Linked DNA regions of Homo sapiens: region 1 is linked to region 2. The links are chromatin loops, found by intact Hi-C in ENCODE. Cell type or tissue: sigmoid colon. All regions are shown on one strand.

Evidence for each region. Hi-C counts contacts between places; a loop is a spot of excess contacts. Peaks named below come from ENCODE experiments on the same cell type or tissue, not always from the same donor. Only the 100,000 strongest peaks of a DNase experiment are listed, where the experiment ranks them.
Region 1: a loop joins it to region 2, with 2.9 times the contacts of the local background. A loop is called at or near these places in 4 of 110 quality-filtered maps.

The regions. Positions count from the first base shown.
Region 1 is chr13:43,769,287-43,777,286 of GRCh38, forward strand. All of the region lies in intron 1 of ENOX1 (ecto-NOX disulfide-thiol exchanger 1), which reads right to left. Among named protein-coding and RNA genes, the nearest start is that of ENOX1, 14 kb to the right of the region's middle. In sigmoid colon, no CTCF peak of the experiment used is centred here; no DNase peak of the experiment used is centred here.
Region 2 is chr13:43,512,965-43,520,964 of GRCh38, forward strand. All of the region lies in intron 2 of ENOX1 (ecto-NOX disulfide-thiol exchanger 1), which reads right to left. Among named protein-coding and RNA genes, the nearest start is that of ENOX1-AS2, 68 kb to the left of the region's middle. In sigmoid colon, no CTCF peak of the experiment used is centred here; a DNase peak (open chromatin) is centred at 3,597.

The sequences.
Region 1 (8,000 bases), 260 kb after region 2:
ATAGCGAATAGCACCCCTCTGCCACTGGGTCCCCACAAGTGTGCCACCCTAATGAGCTTCCCCATTCACTTCCTCAAAAGGATGACCAAGGCACACTAAGTGTTGCCACCCAGAAATCACTGATTTCTAAGTTAATTTTTTTTTTTACTAAATTCAACTGCAAGAATTTCAGAAAAACTACAGTTGAGAGCAGAGAGTAAGTGCATAGATGGCCATTAGCTCCAAGCACTTTCAATTATGCTTCACTGGTCTTTACATCCTATACTGGAATGGAGAAGGAGATAGTAACAGACTGACTGCAGAGCAAGCATGTATTGACAGCAAGATACAGGTGGCCACTCAGGGGCTCCCAAATAGTCTATCTCTAGGCCATCACCCACCAAGCACTAGGCTTATGGCTGGTAGAATACATTCCTCTCCATCCCTTTCTCTTTGCCTTCCTCGTGAAACACTTAAAAACCACAGGAGCTTTGATTAACCTCAAATGATGTCAGTTCCAATTTGTCATGCTCAGAGAAATTGTGACACCTGAAATTCTGCTTTAATTCTGAAGCCTCCACTTAAAGGTTCAGAGACTTAAAAACAAAAGCTCACAACAGGCAGTTGAGGGATATCAACGCCTAACTGGCAATAGTGTAGTTTCATGGCTTAGATGGCTTATGTAAAATGCAAAAGGAGCGTATCTTTTGATCCAGCAATTTCTCTAATAAGAATTTACCCAAATGAGATAATTGCCCAAGTGTAGAATGGTATACATGCAAGTATGCTTAGAGCAGCAATGAATTTTAGAATGAAAAATTGGAAACAAATGTCTATCAGTAAATCTAGAGTAAACTCTAACAAACACCATTAGCTGCCTAGTCAGTGAGGCATTTCCGCTTCTTCTTTAACAAAACTCTTAGTTTCCAATTCATGAAGTTTGGACGAAGTTAGCATATGCTTCTACCCAGATCTGAGACAATGAGAAAATGGCATTCCCCCTGGTCACATGACCTACAATGGTGTAAGTAGAAGGAGTAAAAGAAGAGAAGCTCTTTTTCTCTGGAAAGTTAATGTGCTCCTAGAGATGCAGAAATTTTGCTACCATTAGGAGCATGAAAAAGAGTAAGAAATAGACAATTATAAAGAAAGAAATCCTATATCCTGATTAAATCATGCCTGAATCCCCTACCCACTGGATTTTTCAGTATGTTCTATTTATGCTAGTTTGCCCTGGGAAATGTATTACAATGAAAGGCATCCAATAAAAGTATTCAAGTCATTAAAAATTTTATTTATTGACATGGAGAGAGGCCCATTACATGTTATTATGAGTTATTATGAAAAAATGGATTATATAATAGTACATACAACAAAAATCTCATTTATTTACTTTATCTGCATATAGTATACGTATGTGTACACACACACACACACACACACACACACACACACACAGACTCAAGAGATATGCCTGGATATATCAACAATGGTTATCTCTAGTAGGAATTCTGAGTAATTTTACTTTCTTTTTGTATTCTTCTACAGTGTTTACCCGGGTGCAACAACAGCATTTTTGTGGGAGAAAAATAAGCTTCTAAAAACTAGCTATTTACTGATTCTGTCTGTCTCTAGTGTGAAATAAATGGATGGCTTTGCTTCATATCCCTCTCCAAACTTGTGTTCCAGGAGAAAAAAAAAATCAAGAAAACTAGCCAGGCACTCAAATTATTATTTCATTATAAAATTCCATGATGAAGCAATGAAACCCCTTTCAGATCTGAATTTATACATGCTGAAAAAGAAACACAGCCAGCGGTACCTAAGTGTCTTTCCAGAAGAGTGGAAATAACATTAATCAAAATGAAACATCCTACAGAAGCTGAACACTTCTTATCCCAAAAAGAGAGAATCCAAGGCGGGAGGGCAGAGGCATAGACAGAGCAATGACACAGCTGCCTCCAGAAAGAGCAGGAACCTTTGAGGCCACGTAAAAGCTGCAAAGGGGTTCTCAGCACTATCATATTAGACAGATGGTACCTCCCTGACTGTCGCTAGGTATCCACATCTTTTTTTGTGTGGGATAAACCCCCGAGGACCTAACCCACCCATCAGTAAAGGAGCCTTATTCTAGTCACTCCAGGCTCTCCAAAGGTAATAATTTCAAGGAAATTAGAAGACTAGATGTTCTCTGTGACCTCTTTCAGTTCTACAATTATAACTTAATTAATTAAGTACATTATATACATTTTGTGAAGAGAGATTCTTTGAAAGACTTTTGAAAAACATGGGTTAGAGACATCTGAGTGCTGTAGATTCAGGCTGGAAGTGACAGGTCTAAGAGGTAACAGTGGGTTTAGAAATATCTACCAAAGGCAAACAGAAGTCAAAGATAAAAATCTCTATTTGTTTACTGGTGATTTTTTACCAGAGTTTGTAGAATCTTCCCAAAAAGTTCTCAAAAACTCTGGCTTCTAAAATCAGTTCATTGGTGTGATATCTCTTTTTTTTTTCTTTGAGATGGAGTCTCGCTCTGTCGCCCAGGTTGGAGTGCAGTGGCGCCATCTTGGCTCACTGCAAGCTCCACCTTCCGGGTTCACGCCATTCTCCTACCTCAGCCTCCCGAGTAGCTGGGAATACAGGCGCGTCTGCCACCACGCCCGGCTAATTTTTTTTTTTTTTTTTTTTTTTTGTATTTTTAGTAGAGATGGGGTTTCACCGTGTTAGCCAGGATGGTCTCAATCTCCTGACCTCATGATCCGCCCGCCTGGGCCTCCCAAAGTGCTGGGATTACAGCATTGGTGTGATATCTCTTTAAAGTAAAAGGAATCTTATAAAGTAACTGCAAAGATAGTAGGATAATTTCCATCAGTTCCAAAGTTAATTTCTAGCAGTTATTTGTTGCTTTTACAATAAATTACTACACTACTTACATGGTATTTCATGATACTGGCATTATTCACAGTCAGACACTATTTTGTTCTGAGAAAGTCACGGTACTCAAAGAAGATAATCTAAAATAAACACCAAGTATCAAATTGTCTATACTACATGTTGGCTTTGGGATCAAGTTAAAGATGCTTCCCCAAAAAGCATTCCTCCCACTCAAAATTACAAGCATGCACTAGGTTATCCATTTGTCTATTCTGTGTCTGATTGTAATTCCCTCCCACCTAGATGGACTGTTGGCAGCCTTCAATCCTACAGAGCATAAAAATGGGAAAGAAGATCCCAGCACTTTGGGAGGCCAAGGCAGGTGGATCACCTGAGGTCAGGAGTTTGAGACCAGCCTGGCCAACATGGTGAAACCCTGTCTCTACTAAAATACAAAGAATTAGCTTGGCGTGGTGGTACACACCTGTAATCCCAGCTACTCGGGAGGCTGAGGCAAGAGAATCACATGAACCCAGAAGGCAGAGGTTGCAGTGAGCTGAGACTGTGCTACCGCACCCCAGCCTGGGCGACAGAGCAAGACTCTGTCTTTAAAAAAAAAAAAAAAAAAAAAAGAAGGAAAGAGAAGAGAAGACAATACTGAGTGGTTCTCAAACTTCAGTTCCAACAAGAATCCTTTATGGACTATCTTCAGCGTTCTGCATCAGTAGCTTGAGATGGGCTGCTAGCTATAATTTTAAAAACAACCTAGATAGATCTGAATAGTGTATGGATCACCCTTTGTGAAACAATGATGTAGATCATTACAAGAGGATTTTGTCCCCCTTACAGATAATCAAACCTGATCCTATGACTCTATCCTGGATGATTCTACTCTTCTCTACATTTATGGTCACTATTCTTGTCCCTTGTCCAGGAACCCACCACCATCTATTCCTGCACTTGAAAATAATTTCCAAATTAGTTCTCTTGTTTCTAGTCTTGCCCTCTCCAATCTCTCCTCCAGAAACCTGCCAGAAGGGTTTTATGTATTACAAATCAGACCACATCACTTCCCTTAAAACCCTTCAATGACTGCTTAAGGAGTATAGGATTTCCTTTTGGTGGCTGCACAATATTGTGAATATACTAAATGCCACTGAATTGTTCACTTTAAAATGGTTCATTTTGTGTCATGTGAATTTCACCTCATTTTTTTTACATGGCAGACAAAAGCAAAAGCAAAAACACTTCAGTGGCTCTCCACTGCACATAGGAGAAAATCCAAAGTCCCCAGCATGGTTTACTAGGTCCAGCATAATTGGGTCCTAACCTCCACCTCAGCAGCCTTGTTCCTGCCACTGTTCACCCTTTCTCTCTATACTCTCCAGCCACACTGGCCTCCTTCTGGTTTCTAAAAGCCAAGCTTTCACACATCTGGACTTCATACTTGGGACTCTCACCTGGATAACCCCAACCACCCTTCAGGTATGAATTTATAAATTACTCTTCCATATAAGCCTCCTCTGTCACTTCACCCTCATTATGCCCTTTCAGAGAAACCCAGTTTTTTCAAAGTACTTATCATAAGATCCAATTACATAATTACTGTTCTGTTTATCTGTTTGATGTATTTTCCAGTAAACTGTAGACTCCCAAGACAGGAATGCTGCTTATTTTGTTCACCACTATGTTCCCAGCATCTCATGTGAACTTGGCACAACAAATACCTATTCATTAGGCACGCACAATGAATATCTAGCATGCTTTTCTCCAAAAACATTAAATCTCTACAAAATGATTAAAGGCCTATAATCGCAATATGATATGAAAAATAAAATGTTAGTTATTCTAAAATTCATAATAACTAGATGAGGAAACTCAGAAACTTCTTAGAATCAGCTCAATATAGAGTACATCCACCAAGCACAGAAAACAGCTTCTCTAACTTCTACAGCACCTACTTTGTGATGCTTGATAGAATCAAGTCTCTAATGCCCAAGAAAATTCCACTTAAAAACTCTCTCTTCATGCCACAGCACATTACTAAGTAATAAGGAAAGAAACATTGTGTACATCTCTGCAGAAAGATACAACTGAAATGGATCAAAGACTAGAATTCAGAAGGATGTCAGGAGAAACTGTTAGCTACTTTCACATAGGCATGACTTTCTTGAAAAAGGGTGTATAGAGTACTACCAGAAAATAAGGGCTCTGGACTTAGTCGGTTCTGAGAGATAAAGAAAACGGAAAATGGAGAAGAAACTCACATAAAGGCAGGCATAATTGGTGTTTTGTTACTAAACAAACTGCTCTTCAGTGATTATAGGTGTGCACGTGATTGATTTTTTCCAATCTTGCACTTGTATTAACTAGAACCCTAATTTGTCCATGAGGCTGAAGTGTGTCTTAATTACTTGCCTTCAAAGCTTATGCCCATTTAAAATAAGCTGATTTCTTTTCCATTGTCAGTTCACTCAGAGCCACCTAATCCACAATCCTCCCGCCCAGCACTCACCACTTCTGATCATTATGGAGAGCAGAGGCAAGGGATGGCCTTACAGACAGGTTCCAAAAAGATCCACCTATTCATAACTGTGTGCACCAGCCCACAACACATCCCCCAGCCCTGCTCTCACTGCAAGGGCAACAAAACATCAAAACCTGAACACATTTACCATCCATGCCACAAGCCACAAGCAATCTTTCTTTTCTTTTTTCTTTTTTTTTGAGATGGAGTTTCGCTCTTGGCACCCAGACTGGAGTGCAATGGCGTGATCTCGGCTCCCTGCAACCTCTGCTCCACAGGTTCAAGCAATCTCCTGTTCAGCCTCCAAAGTACCTGGGACTACAGGTGCCTGCCATCATGCCCAGCTAATTTTTGTATTTTTAGTAGAGACGGGGTTTCACTATGTTGGCCAGGCTTGTCTTAAACTCCTGACCTCAAGTGATCCGCCAACCTCGGCCTCCCAAAGTGCTAGGATTACAGGCCTGAGCCACCGTGCCCAACCTTTTTTCTTTTTTTAGAGACAAAGCCTCCCATGATCTTTCACCCAGGCTGGAGTATAATGGCATGATCATAGCACACTATAATCTCAAACTCCTCTGTGTTCAAGCAATCCTCCCACCTCAGCCTCCTGAGTAGCTTATGACTACAGGTGTGCATCCCTAATATTTTTATTTTTTGTAGAGACAGGGTCTCACTTTGTTGCCCAGGCTGCTCTCGAACTCTTAGTCTCAAGTGACCCTCCCACCTTGGTCTCACCAAGTGCTGGAATTACAGGTGTGAGTCACCTCACCTAGCCCAAAGGTGATTTTTCAGTACTTGAGTTTTCTTCTGCTAAAGCTTTGAGTTTTCCCAGGCCTCAGGTCAGTAGACCTGGTGGTGATCTGCATGGCTACTAATTTTAAGATTATTCCCATGTGTGCTACAATGCCTAAACTGCTCCTGGCATCTGAGGATGGAGTGCCCACGATTGGGTGGTTGATGTGCCCTTTTGAACATCTTAGAGATAGCGCTAAAGCTTGTTCTTAATTGAGGCTCCAGCTTCCTGCTCTCTCTGCTTGACTTGGGGCCCCCGGAGAAAGAATGAAGCTGCTAGGGGGGCCTACACGGTTGCAACCAATAAAACCTCTTTCCAACAGAGACAGGGAGCCTGAAGAGTCACCACAATGCCCCACTGCCACCCCTAAGGAATTCAAGTTGCTCTTTTGTGCCTCCTTCCTTAAGGCAGTGTGTGTGACCACTATGGTGGCCCCCAGCTTTGCTCCATTGACAGACCTTCTTAATTTGCCTTGTTTGAAGATGCTACTTGAGGCCTGTTTTTTCTTAACCAAGCATTCTTATTAATGTTCTTGACATTGTTTTTATGATATAACCACATATACTTCCGGAGGCAATAAGGTGGAGGAGGCTGATAATACTATAAAAAGTATTTTCATGCAGTAAAGTGCCAGCCAAACCAAACCCTATGGAGCAGAGGTATGAACTGAAAGCCAACATACATTTAGGAGTGAATCATAAGACCAATATGTTAGTATGTTAATGGTATAATACATAAGAGATGAGTAAGAACTGCTGGTAGAAAATAAGATAGGGAGTGTTAGCAAATGAGGGTTTGAAGGACAGAATAACAAAGACATTGGAGGGAGATTGCCAAGTTGACAAACATGTATGAAAAAGAGGTGCTTGGAAACCACAGTCGAGGAGGGAATGAAGAATCAGCAAAGGGACAGAGATTCCTAGTGGCAGGGGTGAAGTTATAAATGCAGGTAACGTCTACCCCACCTGGAACTAGTAAGATTTTTTTGGAGTGGAAGAAGCTACAATGTCAGAAGACAAAAAATCTCACCAGATTTATAACATTCCCATGCTTTGAGGAACTGGGGAATGTCTAATTAGGAAAACAGAAATACCTTCAAGATTTTCCACTGAGGAAATTAAATGCAGAGAATTGACTACTCAGGTGATGGAGGTGCAGACAGCCTACCACCAGATAGTGAGGTAATCTAGAGATTAGCATGAACAGGAAGCACTACCTCCCCTGGACTATAGCAGGAAGTAGTATTGCTGGAATCTGTGGGACAAAGTCACTAGTAAGCAGCTAGAACCAGAGAAGGTCTGTTGAGCACAAGCTGTGCTACAGACGTGAATTCCCATTGCCAGGGATGCTACCCACAGCTAGGGAAAAAAAAAAAAAATCCTGCATCACCCTTTTCCCTGCGGTCTCCCACCAGTGCCTCCCAAGGGTAAAACACAGCAAGCCAGCTGACTCAGAAATCTGAGAAAGCAGCCTGCAGGGGTGAGCCCTTCATATACAGAGAGGAGGAAGGAAGAGCAAGGAATGCTGTACCCAACACCAGAGAGGAGGATAGAAATGCTGGTGAAAGGAAGAGGAGTTCCAGTGAGCTTGAATAAGAAGCTCCTTTTACAATAGGCATACTTTAAAAAGGTTCGCTTGTTGCCATACAATGGTCACCAGGGGATAAATAAACTAGAAGTTCTACCTTCTGGAATAGCTGACTGACCTTCCTGCCACATTCAAGCGGCCCCTGATGCTGCTATGCAGAATCCACATTGGAAGGGGTTGGGGAATTTATTCTCTGTTACGCTTTCTTCAGTTACAATTAAGTCAGGACTAGTCCAAACA
Region 2 (8,000 bases):
CCATGGAGTTTATAGCCTATCTGGGAAGGGTCACAGTTAAAGGAATAATAATCATAATTTGTGGCTGGGCGCAGTGGCTCACGCCTGCAATCTCAGCACTTTGGGAGGCCAAGGCAAGCAGATCACATAAGGCCAGGAGTTCAAGAGCAGCATGGTCAACATGGCGAAACCCTGTCTCTATTAAAAATACAAAAATTAGCTGGGTGTGCTGGTGCAAGTTTCTAATCCCAGCTACTAGGGAGGCTGAGGAAGTAGAATGGCTCGAACCCATGGGGCAGAGGTTGTAGTGAGCTGAGATCACGCCACTGCACTCCAGCCTGGGTGATAGAGCAGGGGAAGAAAGGGTGTAAAACATTAAAAAAATTGTTTTCAGAAAAACAATGGCTGGTATGTAGAGAAAACAAGGGGCAAAGCGGTAAGAAAAAAGACCGGAGAGGTGAGCACAGGCTGGGACTATTACTGTTTTTCTAAGATCCATTCTTTGCCCTTGGTCACTCTTCTATGATCATTTATAGTTTTAATAAATACTGGACTGGGTAACTAACAACACATCCTGAAGTAATAATACACAATAAAACTATTATTCCATTATTCTTAACACAGACTTCTCCTTGTAACCCAGTGAATCATCTGTAACAAAACCCAAAGCAACTATATATCTATTCCACAAGGAAATTTTTAGTTTTTTTATTAATAGATGATAGGTCAGGCTTTATGACCATATCTGCATTTGTGACTGACATTTCCTTTATGAGATTTATTATAATGAGGACAAATAATACAAAAGCAATACATTTAAAATCAATAAAAAAGGAGAAAAATCATAAGTACTCCTTTACCTTTCAGGAAAAGTTAACCCTTAGCTATTAATCACATAGTTTAAAAAACAATATAGGTTTCAAAGAAATATAAGGATCTCAAAACTATGATTCTGCATTAATTTATTGTATAAATGTTTTCATAGAAAACATCAATATTTAACAGTGAAATGTATATATTAATGCAATGTTTGTTTATGTTCAGGTACATTTATATACATATTTGCATGTGCATTTATTTCTGTCAATAGGCAGTTACAGGAGCAGTAATAATTAGCTTTTATTCTTGTGGGTTAAGTAGAACAATAATATCTATCTACTTCATGTTCACTTCTTGAGACAAAGAGGCAATTTTTTATTTCAGCTCTTTTCTTTTTGTTGGATTCTATTAAAGTTGAGGTAGAATAAAATACAATTCAAACCAGTTTTACATATCTTTAATGTGTAATTGAGAGTTTTTTGTTTTTAGTCCTAAATACTTTGGCTCCATCACAGTAAGTCCCTATGGGTAGCTGCTAAATTCTTAAACCAGAAGCAATTATATTTCAGGAAAGAGTCATTTAAATGTTTGTATCTAGCACCAAATGTATTTTTGTCTTAATAAATTATAAAATGTCTTTCCTCTCCCTTATTTTTTCTAAGTCCACCCTTTCTTCTCTCTTGACTTTGGCATATGAACTTGTACTTGTAGCCAAACACATCAGTTGAGCTGGGAGTATTATCTTAAACAGCTGGAAGGGAATGATGAAGATGCTTGGCCAGCCCATCACCCAGCCAGCCTTCCTCTGTTTCCTCCCCACCCAAGTTCTAGATTTTGGCTTCACCCAATCCAACCAGCCTCTTCTAATTAACTCTTCCATACTCAGTTGTCTAAAGCGATATGGCAAAACTTACTGCCAGTCCTATTTTGGATTAGTTTGTAGAATATTTGTGTCTTTACAAGTCATACCTTTACAACAGCTCTTGTTATATGAATATTCTACAAATTAACTCCCATCACCTATGTCTGCTGAGCATTGGAATATTAGTTGGACTGTCAAGATGCCATAGAGGAGACAGGTGGTTTCTATGGAGAAAAGCAGCTAGCTGCCAGAGGTCCAGCTCCAACTGTAGCCCCCCCTTCCTAAAATAACCTTGTCACCAGGATTGAGGCTTTCTATATGCCAGATTGTAGGTTGAGGCACCCACAGTTTCAACAAGACTACTTAGCTATGGTAGCTTCATCAGTAACTTTCAGATACACATTTTGTTTCATTTTCATGGGAATGCAACAATATTAACCCCACAGAAAGAAATGGATGCTCAGAGCATTAACTGATTTGTTCAAGTCACGCAACCAGTACACGGCAGAGGTGGGACCAAAACACAGGACTTCTGAGTGCCTGTGTGTCATGTACTCCAAAACAGCAAAGTCTTTGGCAATGTCTCTCAAAAATTCTCAGACTGTATCTGCATAAAATCGCTGTGGGTGATTTTTAAAATGCACGTTCCTGGATGCAGTCAAGACCTAAGAATTACATTCTCTGAGAGTGGGGCCAAGAATCTGCATTTTAATGAGGTCCCTAGGTAATTTTCATTCATAGTAGAGTTACAGAAAGGCTAAGTCTTTTCTTCTATTCCTAAACTTTGGAGTATCCGTTTTTCATCAGAAATGCTTCTGGGATCTTTAAATTAATTGCCTGGGTTGTCTTAGGAACAAGTCAAATACTTATATAATATTTTCTACATCCTAGGTCTTGTTAATTGATTAAATTCTCACAACAACCTTACAAGGTAGATAATAGTATTACAATACTCATGTTATAGATAAGGAGACTTAGGCACAGAAAAGCTAAAGGGACTTCCCTCAAATTACACACAAGATGTGATCCTGGGCCATCTGGCTCCAGAGTCCATTTGTCAACCACTACACTATGCTAGTGCTACAGCTTCAAACAAAGAATCACAGTCACTGAAAAGTGCTGGAGAGCAACTGCTCGTGGAAATCTTTGCTCTGAGCTTCATGGAACAGATCAGAGTTCCTCCAGGATGTCCTGCTCCATACTCCAATGCCTTCACAGCTGTTCTCCCTGCTAACATGCCATGTATGCCCTCCTAATCTGACAAAACCTGGACACTTCCTGGATGTCCAGAGTGAGCCTGATGTCCCTCATTTTTGTTCCCAGGGCCTAGTGCACACAAGCCTCCTGGCACTAATTATACTAACCTATACCTGCAAATCTAAGCCTATTTTCCACAGGAAACTAGAACTTCCTAAGGGTAGATATTGAGCCTTATTTATTTTCTGCCCTAAGTATCTAGCAGTCAGCGGGAACTCCATAGATGCTTGTGGAATAAGTGAATGGTGGAATATACAGTAAAGAATGGTTATTCCCTTTATAACAGAATTTACCAAAAGTTTCTGAATCCCTGTGTTCATTGACATATCATTAATGTCTTGACAGAAAGCCTAAAGGACTGAAAGGTAAAGCCACTGCCAACTGGAGATCAATCCAGTATCAGATAAAACATCTTTGAAGTCATGATGTAAGTCAGTGGGAAAGCTTCTACGGGATCTAAAAATGTGAATTAGACACAGCTTTTCAAGGACACTCCTGTTGCACAAAAGGGAGTGTACACGTTAGAGAAGGTTTGCCTCAGTGCTATCAACATGTAAGCAGATGGGGACATGAAACAGCTTGTGAATTCAGTCCTTTTCTCTCCAGCTGGCAGAAGCAAGGATTTTGAGAACTCTGCTCTCCTGTCTACTGAAGGATCATGTTTCCCTGCTCTGCAATGACCATCAAAGCCATCTGGGAAAAACAAAATTCTTTTGCACAAGAACATAGGGAGCAACAGGGAAGAACAAAGCTGCAGTACTTTGGTTCTTTGGCTCCCGCTTCTGGAAAACTCTAGTTGGTATTTTATCTAGCTTGTTCTCTCAGTGGTGTAGTAAATCAAACAGGATAGTTGCAAAATGTTCTACAGTGTTGGGGAAGAAGAATTTCTTACATGCCTAGAAAGCCACCAGGGTTGTAAATTAAATTCCTCAAACAAAGCAGCCCCAAACACACAGAATATTAGCTTCCCCATTTTGTGTAGTTTTCTAAGCTCTTGAGATTGTGTACATGTTAAACACATTCACTGCCATTTTCTTCCTTGAAAAAGATTTTGAGTTTTCTGTCACATCAAAGAATGTATATCAAAGAAATACAAAATGGAATTTGTGATTAGTAGAAACAGAGCATATTAATTTTTCCTTCTAAACAATACCCTAAGATGAAAACAGGCTAAAGCCATTATGCTAATCCAGTGATGGAAGGCACAGATTACCACACAAATAAACAATGTGTGTTACAGAATACAGACTAGAGTGTGCCTCACAATTATATTTTATGGTGGAATATATGTTTACGGAGCTTTTGGCCTGGTCATTTAAGAAAAATGTCCTTAGGCTGGGTGTGGTGGCTGAAGCCTGTAATCCCAGCACTTTGGGAGGCCGAGGCGGGTGGATCACCTTGAGGTCAGGAGTTCAAGACCAGCCTGGCCAACATGGTGAAACCCGGTCTCTACTAAAAATACAAAAATTAGCTGGGCGTGGTGGTAGGTGCCTGTAACCCCAGCTATTTGGGAAGCTGAGGCAGAAGAATCACTTGAACCTAGCAGTTGGAGGTTGCAATGAGCCCAGATCGCGCCATTGCACTCCAGCCTGGGCAACAAGAGTGAAACCCTGTCTCATAAAAAATGCCCTTAAGTTTGTAGGTCTCTACAAGTTTCATGTGAAATATGGAGTTCTGTGAAAGCCATATCTCATGGAATAAATCCCAATCAATGTCTTTGACCAGAAGTTCAGGAGTGAGTGCCCTCTGCCTATGGTCACAGGTTTAATCAACTCCAGTATGGGCCAGTTATCTCTGCTACTATGGTCTGAATGTGTGTGTCTCCCCAAAATTCATATGTTGAAATCCTAACCTCCAAGGTGATGTTATTCAGTGGTGCGGGCCTTTGGGAGGTGACTACATCACTAGAATGGGATTAGTGCTCTTATGAAAGAAGCCCAAAAGAGAACCCTCATTCCTTCCACCATGCAAGGACACAACTAGAAGCTGCCATCTATGAACAACAAAGTTGGCCTTATCTAGACATTAAATCTGCTGGCACCTTGATCTTGAACTGTGGAAAATTCAGTTGTTCATAAGCCACATGGTTTATGGTATTTTGTTATAGCAGCCTGAACAGACTAAGATGTCTGCTCTGCCCAACAGTCAAAGAATGTACTATTATTTCCTTTTAACATGGATCCTATGGGACAATTAGGCAGGAAACATAGATGCTTGTTCAAAGAAACAGCATCCCCAAAACAAAACCAATCTAAGAAGTGCATTCCTCATGAAGAAGAATTTATCAACCATATTAACATGTTGTTCTCTCTTTTAAACTCCTATTTTTTGCTTCTTTTTATTCAGTTCATTCTCAGGAAGTGTGTTGTGAGAACAGATCTAAGCCAATGTAATCATCAATATTATCAATATTAGGTTCCTTCTGGTAGGTGAGATACGTGGGTCTCCTCTCCCATACCTTACTACCAAATTTGTCATACGTTCAAATGTCTATTAGCAAGCAGACACAGCACAGGTAATCAGTTCCATGATAATTCACTGTCTCTGTTCTTTTCAGTGCCCCCCAGCAGTTTGCATCAAGAGCTCAGGGGAGGCAGATGCGTTGATGTTCTAGTGCAATACTCAGCATTATTTTAGTTACTATAGAACAATCCTGCAAGCAGAATGGTCTAGGCTATAAACCTACAGTGATATTAGAAAGGTGACCAGATTTCCAGACTTGTATCACTAGATTCCCAAATTTTGTTCATGCAATAGTACAGAATCCACAAATCTTAAACTCCATTTAACCATTGTAAAAAAAAATACATTTCTAAGTCTTCTTTGTTGATCAGATATGTTGATAATTGAAATGTTTATGGTAACTACCTCATGCATCTTTGAAATACTAAACACTCTGAATTGAATATCCTCAATTAGGTGCTTCAGATATTGGTTTACCATCTCTGAGAGATAGAATAATTCATGTGTAATACACACACTCCACAGTGTCCACATGGAAGAATTTAAAAGTAAATTACAGAAAGTAAAAACAAGTGGAACCTCTATTTTTAACATTCTTTCATTAAATTCAGCATCAAAATGAGTGATTCCAGGAAGTACATGACAAAACTCTCCCCACCCATGTCAAGAGTCCTTAGCAAATCTTGTTTCCTTTCTACAGTATGTGAAAGCCTGGGGATCCAGAGAGCATGGATAGAGAACAACAACAACAACCCTGAGCATTAGTTCCAGGTAGGCAAATAACCATACAAGTCCATTTAGTTTGGAATTTTTGTGCTAAAGTTTCCCTAAGAGGTATTGTCAGACCAACTGAGATACATATTAGTTCTTCCTCAGACAAGTGCAACAGGTTCAATTCGGTTGAGTTAAATAACATTATGGAATACATGCTTGTGTTTCTCCCAATCTCACCATCAACCTTATATGCCAGCTTTGAACTATTGGCTTACAGGACTGCATTAATCACATGCCTGCTTAAAAAAAGTATTTGCCTACTAATAAGAAACAAATTCTTTAGCCTAAAAACAAAACTTCAACCTACCTCTATAGCCTGGTTGGCGACTGCTTTGACCATTTCTTCCCATTCCATTGAGAATGTCAGTGTGAGCTAGTCTCAATAACCAAAATGACTTTTCACACCTCTCCAAGGATCCACCCTTAGCTAGCTCTGAGGATGTGGTAAATTAATCTGTCTCACCACAGCACGTGGCAGAAAGCTTATACTGGATGTTGGTCTGGCAGCCAGACAAACTGGGCCACCCAAAGACCAGGAGACCCCAGACCCCAGGAGTAGGCCTGAGGTAGACAAAGTAGCTAGTCAGCAAGAGAAGGCAGCACCAAGCAAAGAAAGTCCAAGGAACTCTGAATCCCCTGCGATCCTCTCTGACTTACCCCGTGAAGCCTGAAATGTCTTGTGCCATAAGCAACCTTCTTGGCAGTCCCAGACTCATATTCAAAGCCCTCGTCAAGTTTCCTCTGCTCTCTATGCCCTTGATTTAGACTGCAGAATTGGTCTGGACTTGCAGTGGGTTTAGTGTCCCTCCCAGGTCCCCAGTGACATGTATTACATCTCCCTCCTTGAATGCTTTACCTTGCTTTTTAAGTATTTACTAACGTAACTGACTCCTCACTGGGCTATACATTTCCTAAATGAGCCTGGGCCCCATTCATCTTAGTGTTCCCAGAACCTAGCAAAGTGCTTAGCTCATAGTAAATGCTTTTAAAAATGTTCATCAAATAAGTGAATAAATAAGTGCACTCTAGTTTAGAAATGTAACAGCACTTCCTCATTACTGCATAGCTTGTTGATCTAGATTCTCATTATCATGACCCTGGATAGTACCCATTCTCAAACTCTTCCATAGTGGATCAGAAGCAAGCCCTTGAGCCCCTTCCCCAACAAACTTTACTGGAATGTACTTCATTATCCCTGGTTTTCATTATCCTTGGTAAGTACAACAGTCAATCTGCACACACACACGGTATCTTGATGTTTTAATTATCTTACTAATAAATTCCCTGAAGTAAAAGGCATGTTTGTTTGTTTTTCAATTTTATGACAATGTTTTATTTAAATTCTTAAAAACTCTCCGGTATCACTAATAAATACCATATGCAAGAAACTAGGCTAGCTGGGTGGGGCCCAAAAATGATATGATATCATCTTTCTTTTCACAGATCTTTTTATCTACATGGGGAACAGGATATAGACCCATGAACTGAATCACCATCACACGAACCATGCAGACAGAGGATTAGGGAGGCTTTGCCGGGGGGCGGCCACTGGTCAGGTAGAGATGGCATGTGAGGATTTGAAAAGAAAGTGGTACTGAGACAGAAGACATAATTTAAGCACTTAAGGTCAGGAAAGTGGCAGCAAGCAAGTCTAGGCTCTAAAATGCTTTGCAGCAACCCCAGCAGTGAGCAAGAAGAGGCCGGGATCAGGCCCAGTGGAAAGGCTGGGTCGAAACAGGCTCTATTTAAGATCAGTGGTGGTCACCCACCATATCCAAACAATATGATTCTTCCAACTTAGCTAAGGGAAGGGAGTAAGGGAAGCAGGGAGGGAATGAGGGAAGCT